Linked DNA regions of Homo sapiens: regions 1 and 3 are each linked to region 2. The links are chromatin contacts, found by Hi-C or POLR2A ChIA-PET in ENCODE. All regions are on one chromosome and are shown on one strand. Each heading gives the region's core, a stretch centred on a gene start or an enhancer-like site at or near the end of the contact. The rest is flanking DNA. Distances are from core to core; before and after follow the strand shown. Region 1 holds the start of SUMO2 (small ubiquitin like modifier 2). Region 2 overlaps ITGB4 (integrin subunit beta 4). Region 3 overlaps ARMC7 (armadillo repeat containing 7).

Evidence for each region. A loop is a pair of places that touch in the nucleus more often than their neighbours do. ChIA-PET counts read pairs that join two places held with the same protein, here RNA polymerase II (POLR2A). Pooled maps may share reads with other maps.
Region 1: a loop to region 2 is called in a pooled map, with 4 times the contacts of the local background. The contact joins the promoter of SUMO2 here to the enhancer-like site in region 2. A Hi-C loop is called at or near these places in 1 of 50 pooled maps. POLR2A ChIA-PET finds 5 or more read pairs at or near these places in 3 of 52 experiments (BJ, HEK293 and OCI-LY7).
Region 3: a pooled map shows a loop between it and region 2 (2.3-fold over the local background). The contact joins two enhancer-like sites. A Hi-C loop is called at or near these places in 1 of 50 pooled maps. POLR2A ChIA-PET finds 5 or more read pairs at or near these places in 4 of 52 experiments (GM10248, HCT116, WTC11 and 1 more).

The regions. Positions count from the first base shown.
Region 1 is chr17:75,181,678-75,184,377 of GRCh38, forward strand. SUMO2 (small ubiquitin like modifier 2) reads right to left here and starts at 1,282. Exons shown (of 4, transcript NM_006937.4): 1 at 1,137-1,282. The coding sequence starts at 1,157. RefSeq lists an enhancer at 590-1,240 and silencers at 822-1,221, 1,352-1,581.
Region 2 is chr17:75,752,386-75,755,085 of GRCh38, forward strand. ITGB4 (integrin subunit beta 4) reads left to right here. Exons shown (of 40, transcript NM_000213.5): 32 at 61-192; 33 at 1,380-1,589; 34 at 2,191-2,430. It also overlaps a transcript of GALK1 not described here. Among named protein-coding and RNA genes, the nearest start is that of GALK1, 11 kb to the right of the region's middle. RefSeq lists a silencer at 1,185-1,794 and an enhancer at 1,382-2,155. Within about 2 kb of position 1,251, at least 11 of the 41 ENCODE cell types and tissues checked have a DNase peak (open chromatin) inside an H3K27ac peak, as active enhancers do; they include OCI-LY7, where a contact is called at or near this core.
Region 3 is chr17:75,112,957-75,115,656 of GRCh38, forward strand. All of the region lies in intron 2 of ARMC7 (armadillo repeat containing 7), which reads left to right. Among named protein-coding and RNA genes, the nearest start is that of ARMC7, 4.3 kb to the left of the region's middle. RefSeq lists enhancers at 984-1,523, 1,965-2,024, 2,065-2,114. Within about 2 kb of position 1,260, at least 28 of the 41 ENCODE cell types and tissues checked have a DNase peak (open chromatin) inside an H3K27ac peak, as active enhancers do.

The sequences.
Region 1 (2,700 bases), core at 32-2,531, 570 kb before region 2:
TCCATTAAAGGAAACACACAAACAAAAAAAACAATCGAAGAATATCCCGATTCCCCCCGGAACAGCGGTAATACTCAGTCAGGACCACAGTTAACGTTCTCCTCTATTAGCAGCTTCATTTTTATTTTCGGTTAAGAGCACTTATTCTCCCCTCCCCCCCTTTGTTGTCATGGGTCAAATACACAGTTTTATCCTGATTTGTTTCTTGTAGATTTCGACCCAACCTAAAGTTGTCCAAAATCGAGTGCAGAAGCAATTCTGTAGCCCTAAAACGCTCCAGAAAGTAAAGGCGCGGGAGGCGGGGGGTGCCACCAAACTAAAAGCAGCAAGTCCCGTGTGCCCCGATGATGGGTGTCCCCAAGTCCTCCCGGGAAGTCTCCGGGTGCCTCAAAAGCCGCGTTCAAAAGTTAAGCCGCACAAAGTCTCTCTGCTCGTACCTGTGCCTCCAACTTCATGAAACCACATGGTGTTCGCGGATTAGGGGTTCGTTGGCACCCAGGGAAAAGCCGCTGCCCCTCCCCCTTCGGGCCCCTGAGGCTATTAAAGTGGGAAATACTCCACGGGAATCCCCCTACCCCCAGGCCCAGGACGGCGGCCCGCGGGCATCCAGGTTCCTGCCCGTCCGCAGCCCATTGATTCGCCCCGAACCCTCGCCCCGCCGCCGCGGCCCCAGGCAGGGGTCCCCAGATGCCCGCGGTTCCTACCCGAGAGGTGAAGCCCGAGCCCAGAGGACTCCTCGCCGCCTCGGAGACTGCAACACCCGACGCGGGGTCGACAGAAGGTGGAGACCCCGCGCGCCCTAACGCCCCTCCTCACGCGCGCCGGCCGGCTGGGCCAAGAATCCCCGTTCGGGGCTGGTGGGTCCGCGGGCGTCCGCTTTCTGCCCGCCCAACTCGCGCCCGGCGCGCACTCGGAGGCCGCCGGGGGCGGGAGAGAGCGGCGGGGCCTCCTTCGGCGCGGGAGGGAGGAAGAGAGGGAGGGAGGAAAATGGCGCGGAGCGCCCGGGCCTGAGCCGCGGCCGGCCCCGTGGGGGGCCCGGGAAAGCGCTGGGAGCCAGCGGCGGGCTCTGGCCGGACCCCGGCCCGCGCCATGACCCCCACCGCGCGGCGAGGCGAAGGGGCCGGCGGCGAGCTCACCTTGGGCTTTTCGTCGGCCATGGCGAGCGCCGGAGTCTCCTCAGCTGCCGCTTCACAAAAGAGGTACCAGGTCCGCACCAAACGAGCACACAAGCAGCACCAGGAGCGGCAGAAGAAGGAGGCGGCAGCGGTGGACGAGGGGAGAGGGTGCGCGCACGTCGTGCGCTCCCTCCCCCCACCCTGCGTGCGCGAGCACGAGTAGCCGAAGCCTCCCATTGGCTGGCGCCTCGCGGGAGCGCGCAACGCTTACATAACCACCCCCACCCCCCGTCCCACGCCACCGCGTCCTGGGCCAGGCGCCCGCCCGGCCGGCGGGAAGAGGCGCGGACACGCGCACCCGGCCCGCCGCGGGGGCGCGCCTGGCTCTGGGCGGGGCTGTATTGTCCTCCTTCGTGGTGGAGCATAATCAAAATGGCTTCCAGCTGGTCCTCGGTGGGAACGATGAGGCTCGAGGCTTTAGACGTAAGCCATAGGCCAGGGAAGGCAGACTTACTAGAGGAGGAAGGGGATTCCTAAATCAAAGCCCCAGCATGAGGTTCTGGAAAAATCTCTCTCATTCAGTGGACCAGCAGCCCTCCCATGGTTACTTCCTCTCAGTCAATCTCAACCTGCTTCCCACCGGACTCTTGCCTAAAATGCAGTGTCTTCTTCTTCTTCTTCTTCTTCTTTTTTTTGAGACGGAGTCTCGCTCAGTCGCCCAGGCTGGAGTGCAGTGGCACGATCTCGGCTCACAGCAACCTCTGCCTCCCGGGTTCAAGTGATTCTCCTGCCTCAGCCTCCCGAGTAGCTGAGACTACAGGTACCCGCCACAACGCCCGGCTAATTTTTCGTAGAGACGGGGTTTCACCGTGTTAGCCAGGATGGTCTCGATCTCCTGACCTCGTGATCCGCCCGCCTCGGCCTCCCAAAGTGCTGGGATTACAGGCGTGAGCCACCGCGCCCGGCCTACAGTGTCTTCTTCTGTCCTGCTGGTAACCCTAGACTTTGACTAGCTACGGGAAAATATTCATGTATTCATTCAACGAGATCCTTACTCATCGCCTGTCTTCCAAGAGGAAACAGTATCCATAAGCGAGAACTACCCAACAATCAAGCTTCCAGCCAATTTAATCCTTTCCTCGTTGCATCCAGTTAAAACATACACATGCGTCCCTCCTGTCTGAAGAACAATCCGATGTGTGTGCACTGGATTCCATCTCGCTTCTTCCCCCGGGGCTTTATTATTTCCTTTTGTCCCTGAATTTTCTTCCTCTCCTCCGTTAGTATAGAAAAAAAAAAAAAAGCTCCCAATTCTATGAAGTTACCATCCTATCTCTCTCCATTCTTGGCCAAACAGCTCGAAAAAATGTCCCCGCCAGCTGTCTCCAACCCCTCCCCTCCCACTCACTCCTCAACCCACTGCAATCTGGTGCTGTCCCCAAAGTTCCACTAAAACTGCTCTCCACAAGGTCACCGCAGACTTCTTTGCTGAATCCAGTATGCTTCTCAGTTTGTCACTCCTCTTGAACTTTGCAGGAGGTAGGTTTTCCTCTCATCTCTAGCCTGTCCTTTGTTCTCTCTGCAA
Region 2 (2,700 bases), core at 1-2,500:
GACCGGGCAGGGGGGCAGGGGGCAGCAGCCAGGGCCCTGGCTCACTCCCCTGCCCTGCAGTCCCCATCATCCCTGACATCCCTATCGTGGACGCCCAGAGCGGGGAGGACTACGACAGCTTCCTTATGTACAGCGATGACGTTCTACGCTCTCCATCGGGCAGCCAGAGGCCCAGCGTCTCCGATGACACTGGTGAGTGGAGACCTGGGACCCACAAGAGGACAGTGGGGGTCTTGGGTACAGAGTGAGTCCACTGGGTCCAGAGAGGGCAAAGGGGCCAGCAACTAGAGGACATGGAGGTTAAGGCAGCCTTGGACAAATGCAATGGAGTGCACATCTGTGCATGGGGCACAGGAACCAGTGCCTGGGGGACAGACACACACAGCCTTGTGCAAGCGCACATGAGTTCATGCCCACGGGACCACGAAGAAACACAGCTTCACAAGTTGAAGGTTCACCAGCTGTGCCATGCACACAGGACACTCAGGCCACCCCCCAGGGGCAGGCCTGGCCCAGGAGCCCTGGGCAGCCACCAGGCGGCCACCTGGCAGGGGTAGGGGAGCCAAGGAGACAAGAACACCCCCAACAGCTCTGTCCTTCCTCCTTGATTCCCAGCACAAAGTGCTGCGGAGCCCTTAGCTGGGCCTCCTGAGTGCTCAGTGTCAGCTGTGGCTCCACCTGTGGGACATCAGATGAATCACTCATCCTTTCCATGCCTCACTTTTCTGCTCTGTATAATGGGATACCAATCACACAGTACCATGAGTGGAAAAACCTCTGGGGCACGTATATCTTTTGTATTTTCTTCTGTCCCTGCCGATGCCTCAAGCTGCCCCCGGTGAACACATACTGGCCCCCACGGGGCTCAGCTTGGGCTTAAGGAGCCATTTTGAGGGGTTCAGGTGGAGCGCAGCTGGTGTGACTCTGGAACCCCAGCTCAGCTGCTTCTAACACTACCTGCGAAGCGCTCGGTGGCTTGCGGAACGGTCCCTGGGAGGCGGGCAGGGGCAAGATTCCTCTCTCCATTGTACAAACGGGAAACTGAGTCTCGGAGAGGTTAAGTAAAGCAAGGGAGACCTCACAGCTGGTGACAGAGCCCAGACTTCCCCCAGGTTTCTGGCGGGTCCGGGGGTCTCTCCTCCCCAGCTGTGCCGAGGCTGCACTCGCTCATCTGGAAAGGCTTCAGCCGCGCAAGGGTTTCACCTGCCGCGGCCTTCCCGCTCCGGCCGTGCGCATCTACCCCCGCCCCCAACACACACCCCGGGATCCCGGGAGCTGGAGACGGGCTCCCCTCGCAGAGCCTACGGCCTTCCCCCGCCTGGCCCTGCTCGGCCCGGCGCCCCCCGGCGGTGCCAACGCGGCCCTTCGTTGTTCCCAAGGCTGCGGCTGGAAGTTCGAGCCCCTGCTGGGGGAGGAGCTGGACCTGCGGCGCGTCACGTGGCGGCTGCCCCCGGAGCTCATCCCGCGCCTGTCGGCCAGCAGCGGGCGCTCCTCCGACGCCGAGGCGCCCCACGGGCCCCCGGACGACGGCGGCGCGGGCGGGAAGGGCGGCAGCCTGCCCCGCAGTGCGACACCCGGGCCCCCCGGAGGTGACAGGCTCACCCGCCGCCCCCCGATCCGCGCCCACCCAGCCTCACTCGCGCCTGAGGGCCTGGGGTGGGCGTCTGCGCTGCCTCGGGGGCCCCAGTTTCAGCCAGGCCCGGGCCTTGGCGGCTGGGAGCACAGCTGCTCAGAGGCAGGGCCCAGTGCCAGGGGACGCGTGAGGCAGGCGCTTGGGCCCTTATGGTGCCTGCCTGGCCAGGGGGTGCAAATTCAGAAGTCTGCCCGGGAAGCGGACCCTGGCACCCAAGTAGACCCCTCAGGGGCCTCAAAGGACAGGAGGGAAGGCTTGGGGATCTCCCCAGGGCAGAGCTGACTGCAGACGCAGCAAACCCCCGCCACTGCCAGGGTCAGCAGTGCTCACACCGATAGAGTGGCCGGCCAGAGGATATGGGCTGTGGAAGCCTGGGTGGCCCTTGGGCTCCTGCAGGGACAGAGGGCCTCTGTCCCTAGTGGTTTGAGGGAAACTGGTTGTATTTAAGCAAAAGCCACCCAGAGGGTGGGTGACCAGGAATGTGCAGGGCCCAGCCTGCCCCACGGGGCCCGGGTCTGGGGCAGGCCTGACCAAGGGACCCTGCTCTCCCCCTGCAGAGCACCTGGTGAATGGCCGGATGGACTTTGCCTTCCCGGGCAGCACCAACTCCCTGCACAGGATGACCACGACCAGTGCTGCTGCCTATGGCACCCACCTGAGCCCACACGTGCCCCACCGCGTGCTAAGCACATCCTCCACCCTCACACGGGACTACAACTCACTGACCCGCTCAGAACACTCACACTCGACCACACTGCCCAGGGACTACTCCACCCTCACCTCCGTCTCCTCCCACGGTGAGTGACCTCAGCCAACCCTGCCTCTCCCACTAACCCTTCCTCTCTTCCAGCTCCTGGAGCCTCGGGCTTCTGTCTGCTGTCCCCACCGCCCATTCTCCAACATACACACACGCATGCACACATGCACGCACACACGTGCACACGCATGCACACATGTACACAGACATGCATGCGCACACGTACACACATGCATGCACACTCCCTGCTCCTCTCACTCTTGTTTTGTCCTGCCCTAGGCCTCCCTCCCATCTGGGAACACGGGAGGAG
Region 3 (2,700 bases), core at 10-2,509, 640 kb before region 2:
CTATAATCCAGAAATTGGGTTGAATGTCTTGATAGGATCAAATAACACATTTTTTATTTTATTTTATTTTATTTTATTTTATTTTTTGAGATGGAGTCTTGCTCTGTCGCCCAGGCTGGAATGCGGTGGTGCAATCTCAGCTCACTGCAACCTCTGCCTCCTGGGTTCAGACAGTTCTCCTGCTTCAGCCTCCCGGGTATGGGATTATAGGCGCCCGCCACCACGCCCGGCTAATTTTTGTGTTTTTAGTAGAGACGGGGTTTCACCGTGTTGGCCAGGCTGGTCTCAAACTCCTGACCTCAGGTGATCCGCCCGCCTCAGCCTCCCAAAGTGCTGGGGTTACAGTCGTGAGCCACCACACCTGGCCCAACTAACACATTTTTAAAAATACTTTTTATTTATTTATTTTTTTTTTTGAGATGGAGTCTTGCTCTGTCGCCCAGGCTGGAGTGCAGTGGCGCGATCTCGGCTCACTGCAAGCTCCGCCTCCCGGGTTCACGCCATTCTCCTGCCTCAGCCTCCCAAGTAGCTGGGATTACAGGCGCCCCCCCACCAGGCCCGGCTAATTTTTTGTACTTTTAGTAGAGACGGGGTTTCACCGTGTTAGCCAGGATGGGCTCAATCTCCTGACCTCGTGATCTGCCCGCCTCGGCCTCCCAAAGTGCTGGGATTACAGGCGTGAGCCACCGCGCCCGGCAAAAATACATTATGATAAGTGTGATTCAAATTTTTCAAAGACCATCCAGGTCTCCTCTAAAGAGGAGAGGAGATTCCTGGGGCCAGACTACAAATGAGGGTCTTCTCTCCATGAGGGGGCTCCAGCACATGTGTGTGCGGATTCACACCCCCACAGACAGCTGCCCCTTGGCCACTCCCTGGGTTTGGAAGTGCACACACCAACAGTGGCATTCACTCCTGGGAGTCAGGATCCAAGAGAGAGGCCCATGCAGCCGTGGGAGCAGGTTTAGGGCCTGGAGCTCCAGGTGCAGGGGAAGGACGGCTGTGGGCTTTGGGTGAGCTCCCTGGACTTACTGCCCCACAGAGGACCAGAGTGGGGCCTGCTAAAGCCAAGCCAGGGCAGGAGCCCCAGTTGCCCAGGTCCCCGAGTGATGCCAGCTCCTCTAGAAGATTATTATGCCAAACAAATATTCTAAAAAGTTGGTCTCTAAAACGTCCTCCGTCCCGTCCCTTTTCGTGCCTCTGCCCCCACAGCTGCTGCAGTCTGAACGGTGACGGTGGCCCCTGCAGAAGCATGTGGCTAAATCTCCACCAGGGGGCGATAGAGCTCCTCCAAATCAAGCTGCTGCCCCTGGAGAAAAATTGGCGGAAGTCACAGAGCAGTCCCCACCAAAAGTGTTTACCAAGTGGAGTCTTTCCTGCTGGCGTTTCCTCAGGGTCAGGAAGCAACTTTCCCAGGACAGGGGCACCCTGAGGTCCGGGTCCACTGAGCTATGGGGGCGGCGTGGGCCTGGGCTGGGTTCTTGCCATCCTGGGCAGCTTCCCGGCGTGGGTGACTGAGCCCGGGTCCTGGAGTCCGCGGTCCCAGCGTCTCCACTTCTCAGCTGATTCCTAGAAGCTGAGTCCCGTCCCTTCTCCGAGCGTGGTTTCCTCTCCCGCCTTGCCTGCGTCGCAAGCAGTTGTGGGAGCAGAAGTGTGTCTGTGCATCTGTGTCTCTGTGCAGGTATTTTAGAATTGTTAGGATCATTATCACCAGCTTTACTTTTCCCAACCATTTTTTTCCTCCTTTTTTTCTCTTCCTTCTTCTGCCACAGCAAGACCCCCCCGCCCCAAGCACAGTAGCTTTCTCAGCGTCGAATCCCTCCGTGGGACCATGTTGCAATGAAATTTCAACATGCAAATGAAATTTCTCGAAATTTCTCTTGTGTTTATTATGCATGACTGAGAAGGAGAGCCCCCGCGTATTTTCTTACTGCCGTCGTTTCCCTTTCTCTTAGTGTCTCTGCTTGGGGATCCCCGACAGGCACTTATTCTGCTGTTTCTGGAGAAGGCTCTGTGCTGCGCTTTGGAGCTTTGAGTCTTTTATCCGATGTGGCAGCCCTGAGATTGTGATCTCCCTGAGCCAGAGCCAGCCTTACTTCTGTCTGCATGGTTTGAGTGCTTAGGCCTTTTGGCCTAGGGAGGAGGAAAGAAGGGGAAGAAAAGGCAGGAGATCTTCACTTAATAGGTGTGGAGTCCTGGCCATGACTTGGTGCAACACCCCTGAGCAGGGTTGGTTCTGGAAGGACTGGCACAGTGGAGAGCTGAGTCAGATTGCCCATGGCTGTGGCTCGCAGAACCAAAACCAAGCTGGGTATGGTGGCTCACACCTGTAATCCCATTTGGGAGGCCGAGGGGGGTGGATCACTTGAGGTCAGGAGTTCGAGACCAGCCTGGCCAACATGGCAAAACCCCGTCTCTACTAAAAATACAAAAATTAGTTGGGTGTGGTGGCGCACACCTGTAGTCCCAGCTACTCGGAGGCTGAGGCAGAAGAGTTGCTTGAACCAGGAGACAGAGGTTGCAGTGAGCCAAGATCACGCCACTGCACTCCAGCCTGGGTGACAGAGCAAGACTCTGTCTCCATAAAAAAAAAAAGGAACCAAAACCATTGTCTGCTTGGTTGAGCAGGGTGGTTCATACCTGTAATCCCAGCATTCTGGGAGGCTGAAGCAAGAGGATTGCTTGAGCCCCCAGGAGGTC